Linked DNA regions of Homo sapiens: region 2 is linked to region 1. Evidence: read pairs that join two places in POLR2A ChIA-PET (ENCODE). Cell type or tissue: PC-9. All regions are shown on one strand. Each heading gives the region's core, and the rest is flanking DNA. Links, peaks and the distances in the headings are about the cores only.

Region 1 (11,663 bases), core at 1,552-9,551:
AACAGAGAGTTATTTTTTTCCCCCATCTGTCTCCAGAATGTGTCATTTGTTGTTTTGTCTTTTAGAGGTGTGTGATTTTTTTTTCCCCTTGTAGGAAATGGTCTGGGTTTTCTTATAACCATATATAACAGTCAGACAGAGGTAATTCAGATGATACTTGTGTTGGCTGAAGGAGGTTAGGTAATAGGTATTTTCTGAACATTAGAAATAATTATGATCCCCCTCCTTTTTTTTTTTTTTTTTTTTTTTAAACACACATGACCCATTCCAAGAACTAAGAGACTAAAGTAAACCTCATTTATTGAGTAGGATACTGCACTCCATCCAATACTGCGTGGTTAAGCTGGCCCTTTCCCAAATTCTGTTAACTCTCAAACCGTCTAGAGTGGGATCCTGGGATGAATAAAATCAGTAGAGAAAAGTGAAGCTTTTCCTATTTGGTTGTTGGTTACTTTTGCAGCACGGCATTCATGAGCTCAGACTTCATATTGGCAGCACTGCAGTGCTTAGAGCGGCACTGCAGAACAGTTACCAGGAGAGAATGTTCAGCTGTGACATACTTTGGTTAGTAGCTCACCCTGGCTGTCTTTGTCCTACCTGCTTTGATTTCCTTTTCTTTGGAAGAGCCTTACTTAGCCTGAGGTTCTCTGGCTCTGTTTTTTTTTTTGGTAGGAAACTATAAAGTATTACAGATATTTTTAAAAAAGAATGTTTTCTGCTCTCAAATTGCAGGTAGTCTGTTGCCTGTGCCTAATTATACCTTCACTAGTTGGATGATTGGGAACAAAGAGTAGATAGATTTTGTATGCATTTTTTTTCCTTTTTTAAAATATTGGGGCAGGGTCTTACTCTGTCACCCAGGCTAGAGTGCAGTGACACTGCCAGAGTTCACTGTAACCTCCAACTCCCAGGCTCAAGAGATCCTCCTGCCTCAGCTTCCTAAGTAGCTGGGACTACAGGCTTATACCACCACACCAGGTTAATTTTTAAATTTTTTTTGTAGAGATGGGGGTCTCATTATGTTGCCCAGGCTGGTCTTGAACTTCTGGACTCAAGTGATCCTCCTGCTTCAGCCTCCCAAAGTGCTGGGATTACAGGCATGAGTCTGTAACCCAAATGCTTGGCCCATATGCATTTTTTAAAGTATGCATGACTATAAAAGCCTTTGGCCAAATACGTTTAAACTATATTTCAACAAATATATATCACTTGCCTGTTATTGGTTTGTGGTAAGAGTTCCAGCTTTGGATAAAGCAACCTGAGTTTGAATCTTTTGCTGCTTAATAGTTGGATATTTTTAGGCTGTGAGAAGTTATTTAACTTCTGTGTGCTTGGGTTTCCTCATCTGTAAAGTGGGATGACAGTAGTACTTACCTCACAAGTTTAGGTGTTATGAAGATTAAAGAAGATAGTGTATGTAAAGCTCTTAGAGCAGCATGGTGCCCTAATAGCATGACGTAAATATTACCATCATCATCATCGTTATCAGATGTTTTAGTAACATAATAATATTATGGACATAATAATAGTCCTCCTTTTTTTGCTTCTCACCCCTTGGGCACGATTCATGAATGTATATGCCATTAGTTTTGTGTAGGTAGATGCCATCCTGACGATAGACTTTCCTGGTAAAAAAAAAGTTTGCTACTATTGCAGGTGCCACTTTGAGATAGTTGGATTTAATTTGTATAGGGTACAGGCTGGCTAATCTCATGAAATCAGCATTTTAAAACATAAATTTTCATTAGTTAAACTTTTTTTTTTTTTTTTAAATAGCAATGTGACTTATCTAATGAAAACTGTGACCAACACTGGCTTTTGCTTTGGGCTGCCTTGAATTTTCAGTGTGTTTTGTGTAACTAATTTTTGTTATGTTGATGATGGAACAGAGTTGAGTGCAGTCTTTTCTCCAGAGGTCCACTTAAATTAGGTTTAAGTGAAATATTTAAGAAATGTTTCTGCAAGCTTAAGGACACATTTGCCCTTGCGTGCACAAGCAAAGGCCTTAGACGGCCAAGGTCAGAATTCTTAACTTTAAATATTACACAGAGAAGACATTTTGCCCTATGACCCCTTTCCAAATATTGACTAGCCAGACACATCGGTGTGGTTTAGTGCAAACTCATTTCCATGAGGAGAACAAGTCAAAGTGGGCTAAAAGCATTATTTTCACCTCTAAAGAAGAGTTTAACGAAGCACATGAGATGATGCTTTCACCCATTAGAAAACTGAAAACAAGATTCATTTGGTAAGTAGGAGAGAATTATGTCAAAAAGAAATTGAAAGCAGAATTTACATTAGATACATTTGAGGAAGATAGCCCCATCCCTAGACAATCTAGAAGTGACTATTGAAAGATGATTATGTTCAGTTTGATACAGTGGTGATGGGGTTGCTAAACGTTTTTGAAATTTTGTAAAGAGCTAAGACTGATTGAGACTAGTCTCTCCAGAGTCAAAATACCAGTATTCCATTTTCTACATCAAAGATGTTTATTTTAACATTTTGACTTTGGTGCCAGCTCCCTAGAAAGTCATAGATCTCGCTCAAGCCAGAGGTGCCCAGACTAGTTATTTCTGTGCCAGAAGTGCTGTTTTCATTTTTCAGGCTTCAGTCTGGCTAATGTTTTCTAGTTCATCGCGTAAAAGAGAACAAAATGGATGCTTTGAAAAGAAAAAGAAATGCTTTCTACTCACCAGAGCCACTGTAACTGTAAAACAACACCTAAGACATCTGCATAGAGATGGAACCTTTCCCTTAATCATTTATTCATTCAACACATTTATTGAATGAAAATTTTTTGTCAGGTTCCATTCTAGGGTCTGGAGTGCACCAATGAACAAGGGAGACAAAAAGCATCTGCCTTTCTGGAGCTTTCTAGTAGAAGGAGACAGACAAGGGACATGTAAAAAAATTAAAAATTTCATATAGGAATGAATACCAGGAAGAAAATAAACGGACTAGAGAATCCCTGGGGGGGGCTGCTGCCTCAGATAGAGTGGTCAGGGAAGACCTTTCTTTCCAAGATGATGATATTTGAGCTGAGACCTGAGTGATGAGAAAAAGCCAACCTGGGAAGATTTGGAAGACAGAAGATTCCTTACAGAAGGAATGGCATGTGCAAAGGCCATGGGGCAGAAGTGAGTTTGGTTTGGTCAAAGATTAGACACAAGGTCATGATGCCATGGTACCTTAGCAAACAAGTGGAAGGATGGGAAAAGATGAGGCCAGACATGTAGGAGGGGCCAGATCATCTGGGTCTTATGGCCATTTTATGGAATTGGGTGTGACACGGGGGTGACATCAGAGAGTATCAAGCAGAACACTAATATCACCTAATTTATGTTTTTAAAACGTGGCTGGATGTGGTGGCTCATGCCTGTAATTCCAGTGCTTTGGGGGGGCATGAGGCAGGAGGATCACTTGAGGCCAGGAGTTCAAGACCAGCCTGGGCAACATAGTGAGATCCCATCTCTACAAACAATTTAAAAATTAGCTGGGTGTGGTGGTGCGCACCTGTAGCCTCAGCTACTTGGGAGGTGGAGGCGGGAGGATCACTTGATCCTGGGAGTCTGAGGCTGTGGTGAACTATGGACACACCATTGTATCCCAGCCTGGGTGACAGAGTGAAACCCTGTCTCAGGAAAACAAACCAAAAGAAAAACAGCAACTCATGCTGGTTATTTTATGGTTAAGAGCAAGAATCCTTTTCTGATGCATTTCTTGGCACAAGGGAGGAGTTCAGTTTTAACAACTTATATTCTTTCTCACTGTAGAGGAATATTGACATAAATTGCACATAAATTAAGCATGATCAACTAACAAGTATTTGTTGATTTATTGGGCATGAAAAAGACCTTAGAGAGGTTCTATTCTAGTTCTGTCTTCTCCACAGTCTGGAAAGACAGACTTAACAGAATTTATAATCTCAGGTTTTGCCTGGCATGGTGGCTCACGCCTGTAATTCCAGCACTTTGGGAGGCTGAGGCAGGTGGATCACCTGAGGTCAGGAGTTCGAGACCAGCCTGGCTAACATGGCGAAACCCTGTTTTTACTAAAAATACAAAAAATTAGCCAGGCGTGGTGGTACATGCCTGTAATCCCAGCTACTTGGGAGGCTGAGGCAGGAGAATTGCTTGAACCCAGGAGGCAGAGGTTGCAGTGAGCCGAGATCGTGCCGTCGCACTCCAGCCTGGGCAACAAGAGTGAAACTCCGTCTCAAAAAAAAAAAAAAAAAAAAAGAAAAAAAAAACCTCAGGATTTTACGGACTTTTAAAGTCATTTAGACCAATTATCCATTAGATTCATGGCTCATCTCTCTCCTCACTCCCATTTTCCCGGAGTCTTATAGGTAGTTAGTGGGGGAGCTGGAGTTAGAATCCAGTTATCACTACTCCTACTTAATTCTACCCTGACTTCTCTAATCACAGAAAACAGTGCCCTTGCCTTCTGAGCACTTGCTTTTTTACTGGGGAAGCGAGATACACCTATACCAATTAAAGTCTAAGATATTTATCCTTTCTATAAGACAAACCAAAAGCGAGATGTCATGATGAGAGGAAACATTTCCGAGTAGAGAGGAAGAGTAAATATTCCAACCCTGTATTTCACCTGTCCTTTGGCATTATACCACTCTGTCACCTTTGCCACTAACTTTTAGTACCCTATGGGTCCACTGCTTTGCCTTTAAATCTGCTAGTCAGATGCCCCTTGGCATGACTGAGATATGAAGAAAATGAAAAGGGAAAGAAGTAAACACAGCATGCAATGACCGTAAAAGTAGTCTGCCTTACGTAGTTTTCTCATGTCATTATATCTAGCTAACTCCTAGGGAATATTGGTAATTATACATTTGTTCTGCTGGGCTGGTCTGATCTACCTTTGAGGGTATGTTTCTTAGATGGGCTCCTCACTTACTAAATGACTAACACTTTCCAGGGATGGTGACATCTTATAACTCATTAAGAGAACTGGTCATCTAGATATATACCTTGATGACACAGGTGAGGGTCAAGAGAACCATTTATATCAAGGGTTCCTCTTTTTTTTTTTTTTCATTATCCTAAGTAAACACAAGAAGGAATTCTTCTTAATATAGTTCTAGTTTCTGGTCTGTGGGCTATGGCTGTTCTCCAGATGAATGATCTCACCTATCAGGTAGGTGAGTCCCTGGTTCCTCCTAATAGCGAGTAGCTTGGTCCCTTTCTGGGATAATAATGTAGTCATACAGTCCCGTGGATGACTGATAACATCAAGAGGGTGAAAATTATATACATTCAAATGGGCTTTTATCCTAATCTAATAAAATATTGCTAAATAAATGGCGTAGGCAATGTCCTTGAGAAGTCTCAACAGTCTTGAATGAATTAGCTTGAAAGACTTCTTTTGGATCTGTTCAGAATAGAATTGCGGAAGCGAGTACGGAACTGTTGGATGAGCCATCAGTAAGTTATGTTAGGAACATATTTGTGTTTAGCAGGTGTGTGATCCGTGGTAGACAAGGAGCCTCTGGACACTGATGGTATTTTATCTCAGACTTAGGCTTTTCAAAGAGGTAGGAATCAGATTGTGAATACTTAGCCACATTTCCCAGAAGTTGAAACGGAAAGAGAAGCAGACTCATTGCCTGTTGAAGCTTGTCTGTGTGGGCTGAGCTCACTCAGTTGGATACTTTCGGCCAGTTATTTTAAACTAAATTTAGGTTTTGATGAAGTTCTGAAAAATTATCAAATTTCTGTCTAGTTTCAGCTCCAGCGCATGTTTACCAGCAGTATACTTTACTTTTCATAGCTCCCCCCAGAATTGAATGTGAAAATGTAGGTTAGTTGCCCACATTTCTTGAGACGGAATTTTTTGGAGAAGAAATTTTTTATTCCATCCATCCATCCAATAAACGTGCAAAATTATCAGAAATAGAAATGGATGATATATGGCCCAAAATTCAAAAGGTACAAAGGAGCATTCAGTGAAATGAAGTCTTCTTGCCACCCCAATACCTGAGTCACACAGTTTCTTAGTCTTTTTTTTTTTTTTTTGAGACGGAGTCTCACTCTGTTGCCCAGGCTGGAGTGCAGTGGCGCGATCTTGGCTCACTGCAAGCTCCACCTCTCGGGTTCACGCCGTTCTCCTGTCTCAGCCTCCAGAGTAGTTGGGACTACAGGCGCCTGCCGCCACGCCCAGCTAATTTTTTGTATTTTTAGTAGAGACGGCGTTTCACCATGTGTTAGCCAGGCTGGTCTCGATTTCCTGACCTCGTGATCTGCCCGCCTCAGCCTCCCAAAGTGCTGGGATTACAGGCGTGAGCCACCGCGCCCGGCCAGCTTCTTACTCTTATAAACATTTATTAAGGGCATCTCTGGATTAGTCCAAGTGCTAGATGCCGTTTATTTTCTGACAGTGCTTTGACATACTTGAAATTTCCAAGCATAATTTTACTTAAAAGTAAAAAAAGAAAATACCTGGCCAGATGCAGTGGTTCACGCCTGTAATCCCAGCACTTTGGGAGGCTGAGGCAGGAGGATCACTTGAGCCCCAGAGTTGGAGACCAGCCTGGGCAACATAGTGAGACCTTATCTCTGCAAATAATAATAATAAAAATAACCAGGGGTGTGGTGGTGCATGCCTGTGGTCCCAGCTACTCAGGAGGCTGAGGTGGGAGGATCGCTTGAGCCCAGGAGGTCAAGGTTTCTGTGAGCTATGATCGCACCACTGAACTCCAGCCTGGGCAACAGAGCCAGAGCACTTCTCAAATAAAAAAGGACCAAAGAAAAATACCTAACCTAACTTATACTGCTCATTAGGATGGCACAGTGTGATAATCTAATGTAAGCCCTGTGGGGGCCGGAATTTTAATCTGTTATTCACTGCTGTATTCCTTATGTTTCGTGCAATGTCTGCAGATATTCATTGAGTACATGAATATAAGGATTAAAAATAAGAGCTGAGTTTGTTTTTATACCCTTAATACATCTTTTGACTTTTACTATTGGAATTTCCTATCTATAGTTAAGATGTTAAAGAAAAGTAATTTTCTACCTTTTTCTCACAAATCTCCGAGTAAGGAGATTTCACAGCTTTTCTGGGCTAGTAATTGATTTTTGGCATATCTCAAACTTTTACTATTAGGAAGATCAGTGTATCTAAAGTAAGTCTTGCAATTTGAATTCAAATCCCTTAGTTTTTTGTTTTTTGTTTTTATATTTTTGAGATAGGGTTTCGCTTTGTCACCTAAGGCTGGAGTGCAGTGATGTGATCATGGCTCTCTGCAGCCTCCACCTCCTAGGTTCAAGTCATCCTTCTACTTCAGCCTCCTGAGTACCTGGGACTACAGGTGCATGCCACCATGCCCAGCTAATTTTAAAAAATTTTATTTTTAGTAGAGATGGGGGTCTTGCTATGTTGCTAGGCTGGTCTTGAACTCCTGGGCTCAAATGATCCTCCCTCTTTGGCTTCCCGAAGTGTTGGGATTACGGGTGTGAGCCATCACGCCTGGCCAACATCAGTTTTACTTTACCATAACATTGCTGTTATTTTTTGAATCTTTTTTATAATTTTATTTCTAGTTTTTCACTTTACAAATTTTCTGTGATAACCATTGTTGTGCACAAGTCTTTGATGTACTTCTGATTTTTTGCTCCGGATATATTGTTGAAAGGGAAATTACCGTGCCAAAGGGAACACATGCTTGTACGGCACCTAATATGTATATTGCCACATTGCTTTCCAGAAAGGCTGCACTAGAATTAACCTCCTGAGCAGTGTATGAGCAGGCTTGGCTCACTGCAAGCCACACTGGCTCTCTTTATCTTATCTGTCTCCCCATCTGCCTTTGTTGGCTTGGGGGTGTAGGGCTTTTAAGTCTCTACTACACCTCTAAACCTAGTCCCATAGATATAGTACAAGTCAGGAGAAGGTTATAGCAGCTGTGTAATCCATCTTTCCCTGTACCAAACCTGGAAGAGGAATGACAAGAATTCAAGTGTAAATCTAACCTTTTTTTGAGGCAGAGTCTTGCTCTGTCACCCAGGCTGGAGTGCAATGGTGCGATCTCGGCTCACTGCAACCTCCGCCTCCTGGGTTCAAGCGATTCTCTTGCCTCAGCTTCCCTAGTAGCTGGGATTACAGGTGCCCATAGCCACGCCTGGCTAATTTTTGTATTTTTAGTAGAGATGGGTTTCACCATGTTGGCCAGGCTGGTCTTGAACTCCTGACCTCAAGTAATCCACCCCCCGCCCCCAGCCTCTCAGAGTGGTGGTATTACAGGCATGAGCCACCGCACCCGGCCAAGTCTCACCTTTTACTTGCTTTTTATAAATCATCATTCTCTCCTGATCTTTGATAAAGGGACAAAAACCCAAACTGGAGAAATTGCTGAAGGGAAGAAGAAAGGTTAATGAGAAACAGACTCTTGATCACCCAAACCATTGATTTTTTTTTTTTTTTTTTTTGAGATGGAGTCTCGCTCTGTTGTCCAGGCTGGAGTACAATGGCGTGATCTTGGCTCACTGCAACCTCTGCCTCTCCGGTTCAAGTGATTCCCCTGCCTCAGCCTCCTCAGTAGCTAGGATTACAGGCACGTGCCACCACACCTGGCTAATTTTTGTATTTTTAGTAGAGACGGGGTTTCACCGTGTTAGTCAGGCTGCTCTCCAACTCCTGACTTTGTGATCCACCTGCCTCGACCTCCCAAAGTGCTGGGATTACAGGAGTGAGCCATTGCACCTTGCCTCTCCACTGACTTTTTTTTTTTTTGAGACGGAGTCTCACTCTGTCACCCAGGCTGGAGTGCAGTGGCGCAGTCTCTGCTCACTGCAACCTCTGCCTCCTGGGTTCAAGAGATTCTCCTGCCTCAGCCTCCCAGGTAGCTGGGACTACGGGCGCCCACCACCACACCCGGCTAATTTTTTTGTATTTTTAGTAGAGACGGGGTTTCACCATGCTGGCCAGGGTGGTCTTGAACTCCTACCTCGTGATCCACTCGCCTCGGCCTCCCAGAGTGCTGGGATTATAGGCGTGAGCCACTGCACCCAGCCTACCATTGATTTTTAAATAACTATTTTTTGGTAAACCAGCGTGAGAATTTCAGAGATTAATAAAAGTTGTAAATTGCTCCTCCCTCGTTTTAATGGTGAAAAGATAGTCAAGGAGATTGTGAAGGAGAAAGTTATATGAATAAATATGGTAATGCAGCAGTCCTATCATGTTTAAATTTGCTGTGTGCATTGTACTTTATGGGTTAAGAGATTTTCAAGGGTAATTGGGCCATATAGGATATTGTGCTTAGTATGTTGTGGGGTTATGACTGTGGAATTATCTGTGTTTTGGACATTTGGTGGTAACTGCTTTTCTTTTATCTCCAATAGAAGCCCTCCTATACAGTAAGTTTTGGTTATGATGTGCTTAGTTAATTGAGGGGAAAAACTGATAAAGCAGGAAAATCAGAAATATATATTCATGCATTAATCTTTTTTTGGTTTTTCTTTTTTATGTAGACGGAGTCTTGCTCTGTCGCCCAGGCTGGAAGTGCAGTGGCATGATCTCGGCTCACTGCAACCTCTGCCTCCTGAGTAGCTGGGACTATAGGCACATGCCACCATGCCCGGCCAATTTTTGTATTTTTTGTAGAGATGGGGTTTCGCCATGTTGGCCAGGATGGTCTCGAATTCCTGAGCTCAGGCAGTTCGCCTGCTTCGGTCTCCTAAAGTGCTAGGCTTACAGGCATGAGCCACCATGCCTGGCTCATGCATTACTCTTTTAAAAAGTATGTATTGTGGAAAATTTCAAACATAAATGAAAGTAGAGGGAATAATATAATGAACCCCTATGTGCCTGTCGCCTAGTTTAAACAGTTGTCATCTTGTGACCAATCTTGCATTTATACCTTTCCCACTTCCCCGCTTTTTTCCTGGATTTTGAAGCATATCCCAGAATCCTTTCATTTCATCGGTAGATATTTTGGCATGTATCTCTAAATAGATGAAGATTCTTTAAACAAACAAACAAAACCAAACCCCAGGGCTGGGTATGGTGGTTCATGCCTGCCATCCCAGCACTTTGGGAGGTCTAGGTAGGTGGATCGCTTGAGGCTAGCTAGTTCAAAACCAGCCTGAGCAGCACGGTAGTAGTGAGGCCCCATCTCTACCAAAAAATAAAAATAAGTGAGCGGTGGATGGTGGTAAGTGGCTGTAGTTCTAGCTACTTGGGAGGTTGAGCTGGGAGGATTGCTTGAGCCCAGGAGTTCCAGATTACAGTGCAGTAAACTATGGTTGCGCCACTGCATTCCAGCCTGTGTGACAGAGACCCTGTCTCTAAAAAGGAAAGAAAGAAAAGAGAGAGAAAAGAAAGAAAGAAAGATTGATTAGCACATAGGTTAATATCAAAATATCTTAACCTATGTTAACAAACATTAATGTTTTTTGTTAATATTAAATATTAATGTTTGTTAACATAGGTTAATATTTTGTTAACCTGTTGATGCAGGGCCAAGGCTTTTTCTTTGTGTGCCCTAGTTGGAGTTCCTTAATTTTGTTTCCATTAAATACACCCATAATTCATTATCTATAATTTCCAGTTTTGTTTGCTTTTTAAAGCAGAACATGAATTTAATGGCATTTGTGAAGCAATATTAGTACAGCATCCCTCTTGATTTTTATGACTCCTTCCCAGTCTTTTATACTCATCTCATTCACGTCTAATTTACTATGTCTTTTTAAGCATTTGATGAAGTTTTCATAGAAACGTATCTCCTTAATTTTTCATCAGTTTACATTCTATTTAATTAAATTACATAACTGTAATAATGAGCAACTGGTATAAATAGGTTTGGGAAAAAAACAGTTAATTATTGGTAAGAATATAACTTAATAACGGGAGGCTGGGCCCGGCGCGGTGGCTCATGCCTGTAATTGCAGCACTTTGGGAGGCCCAGGCAGGCGGATCACCTGAGGTCAGGAGTTCCAGACCAGCCTGGCCAACCTGGTGAAACCCTGTCTCTACTAAAAATACAAAAATTAGCTGGGTGTGTTGGTGCATGCCTGTAATCCTAGCTACTCGAGAGGTCTGAGGCAGGAGAATTGCTTGAACCTGGGAGGCAGAGGTTGCAGTGAGCCAAGATCCTGCCACTGTACTGCAGCCTGGGCCACAGAGCGAGACTCCATCTCAAACAAACCAACCACAAAAAAACCAAAAAACTTAATAATGGGAGCAGCAGAAGCTTATAAGAGTAAGAGACAGCTGTTATTAGTTGGGGCCAGTTTGCATGTTGGGGGCATTGGTTGCTTTACTGAGACAAGGAGAAGCATTGATTATTTTGGCAGGTTGGTTGAGTGAAGGTGGGCTAAGAGAGCTTCTGCGTTAATTTAAAATGATAAAGAAGTCAAAGCTGTTAGAAATTTGAGGACAAGTTATTTTATAGAATCTTTTATTATTTATAGTGTGTACTTCGAGGTGGTATTTTTGTCCACTTATGTTAGAATTTGTGTGAACTGAGCTGAATTTGGTAATGAGTCAGTGGTATTAAAAACTTGGTGAAGAAACTGGCCAAACTCTTTAGTTTAAGAGGTTTATATCTGTTCACTGCTAGTGTAGTGTTCTGTGGAACAAGTTGACATTTTCTTGTAGTAAGTTGTTTTCTGTTTCTGGCGGAAGCAATCTTGGTTCATATG
Region 2 (11,663 bases), core at 2,298-10,297, 100 kb after region 1:
ACTATGTCTGGCTAATTTTTAAATTTTTCTGTAGAGATGAGGTCCCTCCATGTTGCCTAGGCTGGTCTTGAACTTTTGGGCTCAAGAGTCCTCCTGCCTTGGCTCCCCGAGGTGCTGGGATTATTATAGTCATGAGCTACTGCTCCTGACCTAGTGATAACTTTTTGAATTCCAATTCCTTGATCCTTTAGCATCCTAGGCAAAGACAACCATTTCTGCTGGGTAAAGCACAGTGAAAAGCCCTGCTTCTCTGTATACAAATGAAACAGATTGTACAATTAATATGTATTGGGTGCTGCATGGTCCATCCTAACAGTAGTGCTAATTGCCATATCATTTATTTTTACATTTGGAAGTATTTTACTTTGGCCTCAATGTAATTTTGTTTTTTTAATGCTGTAGAGTGTATGGGATATAGGTAAGGAGTGGATAAGAAAGGAAACAATAGAATCAGAAATAGTAAGAATTGCTATATAAATGCCTTTCCCTGTAAATGCACACAAATATATGAGGTGTTTTTTTTTGGGGGGGGGGGTCTTGCTCTGTTGCCCAGGCTGGAGTGCATTGGTAGGATCTTAGCTCACTGCAGCCTCCACCTCCTGGGTTCAAGCAATTCTCTTGCCTCAGCCTCCTGAGTAGCTGGGATTATAGGCGCCCACCACCACGCCTGGCTAATTTTTTGTATTTTTAGTAAAAATGAGGTTTCACCATGTTGGCCAAGCTGGTCTCGAACTCCTGACCTCAAGTGTTCTGCCCGCTTTGGCCTCCGAAAGTGCTGAGATTCCAGGTATGAGCCACCATGCCCGGCCACGAGTTTTTTGTATGTATGTCTAAATACGTAGAAAGACAAGATTTACCCCCTTTTTTGGTGTCTGTAATAAATTTAGTGATATACGTGTATGGGTGTATATGTATATAGATATGTATGCTATGAGTTAGAAATGAAAAACCTGCCATAAAAGCAAGAGGAAGGAGGAGTTAATTTTGCCTGAAGATGTCAGAGAAGGCTGCATTGAAAAAATTTGCCATAGACCTGGTGATAGGAGATTGAATGGGCCTTACTAGCTGTGTATAGTGGTTTGTACCAAAAAGTATGGGGATAGGAGGGGAAAGTGGCTGGGAATATTGGAAAATCTAGTTGAAAGATAGGTTGAAGGCCGATTGTGAAATAGTTTCACTTACTTTATCATTTAAGTAATAGGTTGGTTAGACCTTTTAGATCAGATCAGTATTTTGAGAGTATCTCTAATAGTATAGAATTATTTGTACTTCTTGACTGAAACTATATGTTAAATAATGAATTTGTAACTTAGTTATTAGAGTGTTCAAATTATACCTGTTTCTCTCCCTTCCCTCAATTTTTAGAAAGCATTCTCTAATGAGGCAGGGGTTTTTGTTTGTTTTGAGACAGCGCCTTGCTCTATTGCCCATACTGGAGCGCAGTGGCATGATCTCGACTCACTGCAACCTTCGCCTCCCGGGTTCAAGTGATTCTCATGCCTCAGCCTCCCTTGTAGGTGAGATTACGGGCGTGTGCCACCATGCCTGGTTAATTTTTGTATTTTTGATAGAGACGGGGTTTTGCCATGTTGGCCAGCTGGTCTCAAACTCCTGGCCACCTTGGATCCGCCCACCTTGGCCTCCCAAAGTGCTGGGGTTACAGGCATGAGCCACCATGACCAGCCAAGGCAGGTTACTTTTATATTGGTTAAAAGAGTGCCTGATATTAAATCCTTAGTCTCCCACTAACCAGCTCTCTCTCTGACCTTGGATGAGCCTTAAACTTTGGTTTAATTCATTTGTAAAACAAGCATAATAATGCCTACCTGAAAGAACTGTTGTGAGGATTTGATTGAACGGGATAATATGTAAAGCACAGCTCTTGACACACTGTAAATGTAGCTGAAAAATAGTAGTGATTATTTTGTGGTAACAGCTTTCATTGTAGAAGAAAATTAATGGAATGTGAAGGATTAATGATTTTGGGAGGTGGAGGGGAGGAGACCTTGTTAAGTAGATTAATTAGGAAGTTATTGGTTTGTCCAAACAGTGCTTTTAGGTGACAAGGGAATTCAGTGTGGAAGAGGAGGTTTGGTAGGAGAAGAAAATATAATCAGTTTAGTTGTAGATGGGTTGAGTTTAAGGTACCCAAGGACACAAAGGTAATACTGTGGAGGTGGCTGTTGGAAATACGAAGCCTGGAGGTACGAATGTGGAAGTTATTGCTGTCTGGTTGGAGATACTTGTGTCTGGGAAGAGTGATCGAGTGAGTAGTGGCCTATTAATGTTTTCTTTTTTTAAAAAATTTACTTTCAATATACTGCCAATAAAGTAATTTGCACTGTTATACTAAGGTATTAGACCACGTATTCTGAGTTCAGATTTGTTGCTTGACTCGTTAATGTATGTAGGTTATACCCAGTTTTGGTAAGCCTCCTGACCTTTGGCCCCATTCACAGCATTATCTCTATCTCTCAAAGGGAAAAAGAAGTTCATTCTTTGAACTGGGGAGTGCTCTGATGTTGGCAGGTCTACTCCTCCTCAGGTCTAGACACTCTTGGCCTCCACAGTGGTTTTATTCAGGAAAGTTCTCACCTTTGAATTGTAGACTTAGTGCAGACTTGCTGGTAGTTGGCTAGGCGGGATCACAACAGTGATTGGTATTGGTAAGTACATGTATTGCTGCCAAGAAGTTGCATAGTTCATGTGTTCAGTCATAGCCTTTTCTTTATATGACGACCCCGCTGAAATACAGAATGGCCTGCTGCCTTCTCACAGAAGGTCTACTGTTCCAAGCTTATTTTTTTCTGAGTGAGAAGAAAAGGTCTTTTGCCACTGTTTTCAGACTGAAATTTAAATTTCAGCTGCCTTGGATCCTATATAATAAAAGATTGAGACACAGAAATTGTTCTATTAGACTTGAAATTTCAATTGCTTTTACTTCCCAGTTTGTAGTAGTGTTTGAACCTAAAATCCTATGTGTGTTTTTAGTTACCTTTTCAAGTTAAACTTTCAGAAACTATCTGCTTAACTTAAAAATTTACTCTTGTTAATTGCCCAACCACATCTTACTTCATGTGTCAAAATCTGCCTGATATTTTTAATTTGGAAGTCCACAGTAGTGGGAAGTCATAGGAACTCCCAGTCAGGGTATTCACAGTAACTACTCACAGTAATAGGAACTCACAGTCAAGTCTAATTTTTCATTTTAATTTTTCCAATCCCTTCTTTACTTCTAGTATACTAATTGAAAAAAAAAAACTTGGGTTGCCTTTAGTTTCAATTTATAATTTTTATTAGGATTTTACTGATACTGTATCTTTTTGGTACTGGAGGTCTCAGAGGACTGACCTGGTTCTACTTGTTTGCTCTTGGGATTTAGAACGATAGTTTCTATTGTGTTGAGCCAGCAACATTTTGCTTATTTTCAAGAGGCAGAGTGGCAGAGTACTAAATTGCAAGGTTGTGCAGACCTTAAATAAGTGTATGGTGAGCTATAAAGTTACAATGTTAAATTAGTTTCTGGCTGGCCCACATTGTTTCCAAAGTTGACTTTGCATTTTAAAAGACCTTACTGATTTAAAAAGCGAATAGAGAACTGCTTGGAAACACATATCATCTGAGAGACATTCGAACATGCGGGGAAAAAAAAAAGTGGAAGGAAAGGTGCTGCTGGCTGGGCATCATAGACTAGAAAGCTGCATTTAAAGTTTAAACTGCTTGGGTAAGACATGTTTTCCTGGTTTATCCTCATGTTTTTTTCCATCTGTGTTCTCTTGCCATTATTACCACCAAATACAGGAGAATACTCCTTTACTTATTGTAGTCTTATTTGGGAGACAGACTAGAGTGTGGATTATGTAGGGACAGAAAGGGAGACTTGAGGGTTTTTTTTTGTTTTGTTTTGTTTTTTCTTCCAGTATTTAGGTTCATTGATGTACAGGGCATATGTTGTCTTCTTTTAGATTTTTCAGTGAAGTTTTGTACTCCTCTCCATAAAACTCTCACACATTTATATTTATACATATATATGTAATATATATATTATTTATTTATTGAGAAAGAGTCTTGCTTTGTTACCTAGGCTGGAGTGCAGTGGCATGATCATGGCTCACTGAAGGCTCAACCCCAAAGACTCAAGCAATCCTTCCACCTCAGCCTCCCAAGTAGCTGGGACCACAGGTGCACATTAATATGCTTGGCTAATTTTTTAATTTTTAAATTATTATTATTGTAGAGATGGGGTCTTGCTGTGTTGCCTAGGCTGGTCTCAAACTCCTGAGCTCAAGCAATTCACCTGCCTCGGCATCCCAAAGTGCTGGGATTATAGGTGTGAGCACCACTGGCTGGGCCAATGTTTTTTCTCTTATAATGTTTCTTCTGATACTTTGTGGCTATTCTGAATGTGTTCTTTTAAAAATTATCATTAGAAAGTTACTTCATTTTTCTTTTTTTCTTTTTTTTTGAGTCAGAGTCTCGCTCTGTTGCCCGGGCTGGAGTGCAGTGGCGCCATCTCGGCTCACTGCAAGCTCCGCCTCCCGGGTTCACGCCATTCTCCTGCCTTAGCCTCCCTAGTAGCTGGGACTACAGGCGCCTGCCACCGTGCCGGCTAATTTTTTGTAGTTTTAGTAGAGACGGGGTTTCATGGTGTTAGCCAGGATGGTCTCAATCTCCTTGTGATCCACCTGCCTTGGCCTCCCAAAGTGCTGAGATTACAGGCGTTACTGCATTTTTCTGCACCAGGATCTCTTTATTTTGTACTTAGGCTTTGCTTGCTCCCTCTTTGCTTTAGTTTCATCATCTGTGAAACAAAGGGGTTAGGTTAGAATAAGAAATTTCCAAAGATCTTTCTACTTCTCACAGTACGTGGTGCTGTGTCGAGGTAACGTCCTTTACATACCTCATGAAGTTAGTGCTAGTTGTACCATCCAAACCACACATAAGTTCTGTGAATACAACCAAACAGCTTTGTTCACATGTATTTGCATGTGTTTCAACTTACCGTGTTCTCTGCATAATGATTCTTCAACAGTTTGAGGTAAAGAGTGAATATTTCAGTTTAAAAATACAGTCAAAAGTATAGTTTCTTATTCTGGTGGACGTGGTTTACTACTACCTCCTCCCCCTGTGTTTTAGTTTGTTGCTGTGCTAGTTTTATTGCATATTTTCTCTCCTAAAAATAGATGGTCTTTATCTAAAGCGTAGTTTTTATAAATATTTGCATCTCAAGTAAATTTTTTCCTACCACATGGATTTCATGTGGTGAGTTCCATGAAAGCAGGTTGTGTTAAGAGGGCATTCTCCTAGTACCTGTTTATTCTTTTCCATACCTCTGCCCCAAGGATCTTGTTTACTGATGTCAGAATACTGGCAGTTTGAGTAGTACTCTTGAAGAGTTATTTTTGTATTTATTTCTGCTGGATTGAAGGAGGTAGATGTTGTACTCATTATCTCTCAGAACATCTATTCAATCCTAACCCCCAAAATATACCTTAGAAACAGGCTCTCTGTGTTTTTTTTTTTTTTTTTAATCTTTTATGAAGACATACAATACACACATTTCTCTTAGATGCTGGCCAGGAATTTGTTTGAACAAATTGAAATGGCAAGTTTTAACCCTAATTTGAATAGAGTTCCAGAAAATGAAGTTAGGGCAGAGGTTGGTGAGGGGTCATATTGGAGTGTCACTGAGCTAGTACCAATTTGTTTGTTTGTTTTGTGGTAAAATGCACATAATATAAAACTTAGCATTGTAACCATTTTTAAGTGTACGGTTCACTAGTGTTAAGTACACTTGTATAGTTGTGCAATCAATCTCCAGGACTCTTTTCATCTTGCAAAACTGAAACTCTGTACCCATTAAGTAACAACTCCTCATTTCCCCTTCCCTCCAGCCTCTGGCACCACCATTCTGCTTTCTGTTTCTATGAGTTTGAGCCAGTATTTGTTTAGCTTTTTCATTTTTGTCTTGAGAACTTGACCTTCTTTATGACAGCTAAATGGATGTTGAACATGAAGAGGAGAGTAATCCAGTAAAACTGGTAGCCACTCTTCATGATCCATGAGTGTTGGTAGTTGCCAACCCCGAAATTAGAGTATCAGTCAGTCTTCTGTAATGCAGTTTGGAAATTGCTATTCCTTGTGTTTGAGGATGATGACAATAGCTAGTGACTAACACTTACTTGGTACTTATTACATGCCTGAGGTTAGAGGAAAGACCTGCTTCTGGGAAGAAAGAGTAAAGGAAAGATTGGGTGCATGACAATGTATAGATACATAAAGGAAGTTCTTGTCTGTTTTCTCTGTTAAGCTCAAAGCTAAGTCATCTGTTGAAAGTTAGGGGGCTCAGGTTGGTTAGGAGGTTTAAATAAAGTGACAGATGTTTGCAATTACCAGGAAATGGGATAGAGACTCATCAGGGAAAGTAGAATAATACTAACAGTATTAGTGGTAATAATAACAACAACAAGAACAGCTAATAATGACTAGTTATCTGTTCTATGCCAGCTACATTTTATGTTGTAATCTTTATAGCAACCTTATTAAAGTAGTTGTTATTACAGGTAAGAGACTAAGTTGCAGAGTTAGGATGCCAGTGTCACTCTGCTGCCCCAAGCCCAGGTGTTCTTTCCTTTTTCTGCACTGTTAATGGCATTGGGAGTGTCTGCCTGACACTACAAACCAGAAGTTTAGAGTATAATTTTTAGAAATTGTTCTTCAGAGAAAGGAGGAAGAGTGGGCTGAAGTAAACGCTATATGTCTAAAATATCACAATTATGTTGACTTTTTTTTGCCACCAGAATGATTGATGCCCTTGATGGGTCATTTCACTAAATAAAGTGAGTTACCACAGCCCAGTAGAAACCCAGATCTGGTTGTGTGACCTTAATAGAGGTATCTGAAATTATAAATTGATTTTCTTCCAATAGCCCGCATCTGAAATAACTGGATTGAGGTTCATGTCAGTAAATTCTTCAATTTCTATGTAGGGAAAAATGAGGACCTTTTTGTTTGTAATTATTCTATTTATTGAACAGTTATTAGTTGTACTTCTAATCTGTACTAGAAGACTATATTACAAAGTGTTTATTTTCCCTAAACAATGGCTTCTCTTGATTCGTGTTCATTATTGCCCTAAATAAATTGAAATTTAGAAAAAGAAAAACCCAGTTTTCTTAGTATCATACATGCAAGCTTAAGTTTTCTTATTTGTTTGTTTTTATTTGACATACATGAAGGTTATTTCCAAAGATACAAATGGAGGCCAAAACAGTTTGACATAAAGCAGACCAAAACAGATTGAATTATACTGTACCTCTACACTGACTAGCATTTTGATGTCTAGATGGATAAGTAAGCATAGTGCTAATTTACAAGCGCAAACTCAACTAGTAAGATTAACTAATTTCTAGGCTGTAATGAATTTATATAAATATTCTTGTTATTCAGATGGGAAACCTCATAACTGTGCTGTAGATTAGACTTGCATTGCCTAAAACTGGAGAATGTAACTTTTTTTGTTTTTTTGACAAACCCACAGCCAGCATCATAGAGAATGTAACTTTGCCTCCCAAATCTGTGTATGTCAGATCACTTATAATTGGAGCTGCACAGTTCCCTCTTCTAGGTTTGACTCTTTAAACTTGGTAACATCTCATTAGGCTAAATGAATTCTCCATGCCCTATTGTCTGTCTTGCTATGTTGCCTAACACTTTGATTTTAACATTAGGAAAACAACTACCAATAAACATGAGATAAAACACAAAATAGATGAATACCACTAGCTTGGTAATATAAACCATTATATAACAGGGATTTGCTGCAGACTCTTTTCACACATAGAAAACTTTTCCAAAAGACATTTTTGAAGTTTCGCTATGAAGAAAGTTTGCCAGTGACTGAAAGAACCTTTTGTAGGTCCCTATTTGGGAGTGCGGTAACTGGTGCTTCTGGACTCTATACACAGAGATCCAAGGCTAGGAAAATATCTCAGGGTAAAGCTATCTAAGTTTTGTATCCAAAAGCTATTAATTTCTTCAGTTATGAGAAGAAACCACAAATTGCGTAATGGCCTTGGTATTTTGTTGGTATGGAGAGAAGGATGATCTCAGAAGACTTGTAGGCCTGTCTTGGGGTGTCTGTGGTGTGTGTGTGTGTTGCTTTTTTTCCAACTTATAAAAAAACTCAACAATCAATCTTAGCCACGTTTTTGAAACCGTAGATATTCTAAGTTAGCAAATCCAAATCAGTACACGAAACAACCATTTTTGCCAGCACCAAATGCATACTTTGCTGAGCTTTCGTATCTGGGCTCCAGAGTTTATTCATAGCAAATTCTGACATCTGCTAAGTTCTATTATGACCCAGAGGGGAGCGAAGTGAAGTAGGATGAAGAATCTGGAAACGCATGCTGCTTATAGGGTAAATTGCATTGAGGAATTTGCATCCATGTAGCCTTTCCCCTTATGGACCACTGTGACGTTTAGTAGGCTGAGCTAAAAGGTCATATTGCTCAAGATGAATAACAATAAATGGTTTGTTCAGTGACTTGTTAAGCCTACTGCCAGTGCCTACTAATAGCCAAAATAGCTATTTCTCTTCTGGGATATATGAGTTTGGCTGTCATCTTTTTGGGAATATGGTAATTTGTAGCCATCACTTTCAGTGTGGTGGGGAGATCTAACATTTAAAAGTTCTTATCCCAGTGGTTTACAGATCCCTTTTCCCCCACAAACCGCTGCTGCTTCTTTTGAACCTTGAATGCTACCATGGTTTAATTTTTTTTTTTTTTTTTTTTTTGAGTCAGGGTCTTGCTCTGTCACCCAGGCTGGAGTGCAGTGGCATGATCATGACTCACTGCAGCCCCAGCCGCCTGGACTCAAGTGCTCCTCCTGCCTCAGCCACCCAAGTAGCTGGGACTACAGGCGTGTGCCACCACACCTGGCTAATTTTTAGATGGGATTTCGCATGTTGCCCAGGCTGGTCAAGCAGTTCTCCCACCTTGGCCTCCCAAAGTGCTGGGATTACAGGTGTGAGCCCTCATGCCCGGCCTTCCTTTGCTTTGCTTTTCTTCAGTTGTGGTTCAGTTCTAGACCATGTTTACAGTAGATACAGGGGCACAGCTCCCAATAGTGTTTAAAACATGTGAAGTATCGGGGCAGAAGTTAGCACCTCTAATAAGTTTAAATTCCCTCGGATTTGCTTTATAGGAAGTATGTTAAGAACATTTTCCAGAGCATTTTCATTCAACTGATATATTTTACATAGCTGCCTTATTAAAATACAGATGTATTCTTGAAATTATTGACCAATTTTTTTTTTTGAGATAGTCTTGCTGTGTCGCCCAGGCTGGAGTGCAGTGGCACAATCTCGGCTCACTGCAACTTCTGCCTCCTGGGTTCAAGCGATTCTCTTGCCTCAGTTTCCCGAGTAGCTGGGATTACAGGCGCCCTCCAACATGCCTGGCTAATTTTTGTATTTTTAGTAGAGATGGGTTTGGCATGTTGTCCAGGCTTGTCTCGAACTCCTGACCTCAAGTGATCCATCCACCTCAGCCTTCCAAAGTGCTGGGATTACAGGTGTGAGCTACCATGCCTGGCCGATCAATTTTTTTTTTTTTTTTTGAGACAGAGTCTCGCTCTGTCGCCCAGGCTGGTGTGCAGTGGCCGAATCTTGGCTCACTGCAAGCTCCGCCTCCCGGGTTTATGCCATTCTCCTGCCTCAGCCTCCCGAGTAGCTGGGACTACAGGTGCCTGCCACCACGCCCGGCTAATTTTTTATATTTCAATTTTTAAGAAATGAAATAAGATGAATGATGAGTAATTCCTTTTTCAGTAATATAGTAGATTAGATATTCAGAGAAATCCCCTCGGGTCAGAAATTTTTTTTTTTTTTTTTTTTTTTTTTGAGACGGAGTCTCGTACCGTCACCCAGGCTGGAGTGCAGTGGTGTGATCTGAGCTCACTGCCACCTCCGCCTCCTGGGTTCAAGCGATTATCCTGCTTCAACCTCCTGAGTAACTGGGACTACAGGTGTGTGCCACCATGCTCAGCTAATTTTTGCATTTTTAATAGAGATGGTTTTCACCATGTTGGCCTTGATGTCTTGACCTTGTGATCTGCCCGCCTCAACCTCCCAAAGTGCTGGGATTACAGGTGTGAGCCAGCTGGAACATTTTTAAATGAGGCTAGGAAAGGTAAAAATGTATGAGCACATATAATATACATATAACGTTCTGGAACTAGTGTAAGAAAAATAATTGAGGCCGGGCATAGTGGCGCACGCCTGTAATCCCAGCACTTTGGGAAGCCGAGGTGGGCAAATCACGAGGTCAGGAGTTCAAGACCAGCCTGGCCAACATGGTGAAACCCTGTCTCCACTAAAAATACAAACAATTAGCTGGGCGTAGTGGTAGGCGCCTGTAATCCCAGCTACTCGGGAGGCTGAGGCAGGAGGATTGCTTGAACCCAGGAGGTGGAGGTTGCAGTGAACTGAGATTGCCCCACTGCACTCCAGCCCGGGTGACAGAGTGAGACTCCGTCTGAAAAAAAAAAAAAAGCATCATTTCATAAGGCAGAGGAAGCCCTGAAGGTGGTGGTGGTTCTGAGGGTTTCTTGTAGGATTAGAGGAAAGTGGAGGGACAAGAGACAAGTAGTACCTAAGCATAGTGGAAGGTCCTACTGGAGACTGTCCCAGATGGAACTGGGACCCTGGAGGGTGCAAGTCTTCAGTGCATGAGTAGAAAAAAGATGTCCAAGATGTCCTGCATGCAGAGACTTGCCTCTTACTGTCTTGGATCTGGTTGGAGAGGGGAAAGAAGCCTCCCATGTGATTGCCTAAGCAGACGCCCATACTCAAAGATTTGCAGTCAGATTTTATACTACCTGTGAGGACTGAAAATCTCTAAACTGAAAACTTAGTTGAAAGTATTCCTATTTGGTTATGGTTCCCAGTGTCTGGGAGAATCAAATTCATATCTCTTTTAAATTAATTAATTAATTTTAGAGACAGGGTCTTGCTATGTTGCCCAGGCTAGTGTTGAACTCCTAGGCTCAAGCAGTCCTCCTGCCCCGGCCTCCCAAAGTGCTGGGATTATAGGCATGAGCTACCACGCCTGGCGAAAACACACTTTCTAGTCAGGCCTTAAAGACTTTTAATAGAGGAAGTTGCAAGAAATGTGAGTTTGCGTAAGAAAATAAGCAACTATGAGTTGGTTATTTTGAGTCAGATGGGGCAGATTCTATTTTCCAGATATGGAAACAGTATTTCCTGACTCCTGCTCTTCTAGAACCTCACTATTGTACTATCAAGAAGTAGAATCTTTTTCTGTTGAAGCTGGGCAGTCCTTTGTGACTGCTTTGACCAAAAGAATATGACAGAAGTGATATTATTTCATTTCTGAGGCTAAGTCATAAAAATACCACACATTTCTTTATTCTCTTGGGATGCTCATTCTTGGAACCCATCAGCATACTCTGAAGAAGCCCATGGAGAGATCCATGTGGAAAGGAACTGAGGTCTCAGGCCAGTGGCACCAGCTATAGGCTTCCAGCTGATGGTCAGTACTGACTTGCCATCTTTTTAAGTAAGCGATCCTGCAAGTGGATCCTTCAGTTCTCTATCAAGCTGCCCTGGGTGATGCCATGTGGAGCAGAGGCAAGCT

What was found. ChIA-PET counts read pairs that join two places held together with the same protein. Peaks named below come from ENCODE experiments on the same cell type or tissue, not always from the same donor. Only the 100,000 strongest peaks of a DNase experiment are listed, where the experiment ranks them.
Region 2: POLR2A ChIA-PET joins it to region 1 with 10 read pairs; 11 of 35 experiments call an interaction of 5 or more read pairs at or near these places.

What each region holds. Positions count from the first base shown.
Region 1 is chr11:117,083,779-117,095,441 of GRCh38, reverse strand. The region is part of intron 1 of SIK3 (SIK family kinase 3); the gene reads left to right. It overlaps LOC124902763 (a long non-coding RNA gene), which reads left to right and starts at 6,664. Exons shown (of 2, transcript XR_007062899.1): 1 at 6,664-10,368; 2 at 10,451-11,663. In PC-9, for the core only: no CTCF peak of the experiment used is centred there; DNase peaks (open chromatin) are centred at 5,081 and 5,421; H3K4me3 peaks cover 1,799 bases; H3K27ac peaks cover 3,230 bases.
Region 2 is chr11:116,981,188-116,992,850 of GRCh38, reverse strand. All of the region lies in intron 1 of SIK3 (SIK family kinase 3), which reads left to right. Among named protein-coding and RNA genes, the nearest start is that of SIK3, 110 kb to the left of the region's middle. In PC-9, for the core only: no CTCF peak of the experiment used is centred there; DNase peaks (open chromatin) are centred at 6,110 and 8,090; H3K4me3 peaks cover 1,039 bases; H3K27ac peaks cover 3,422 bases.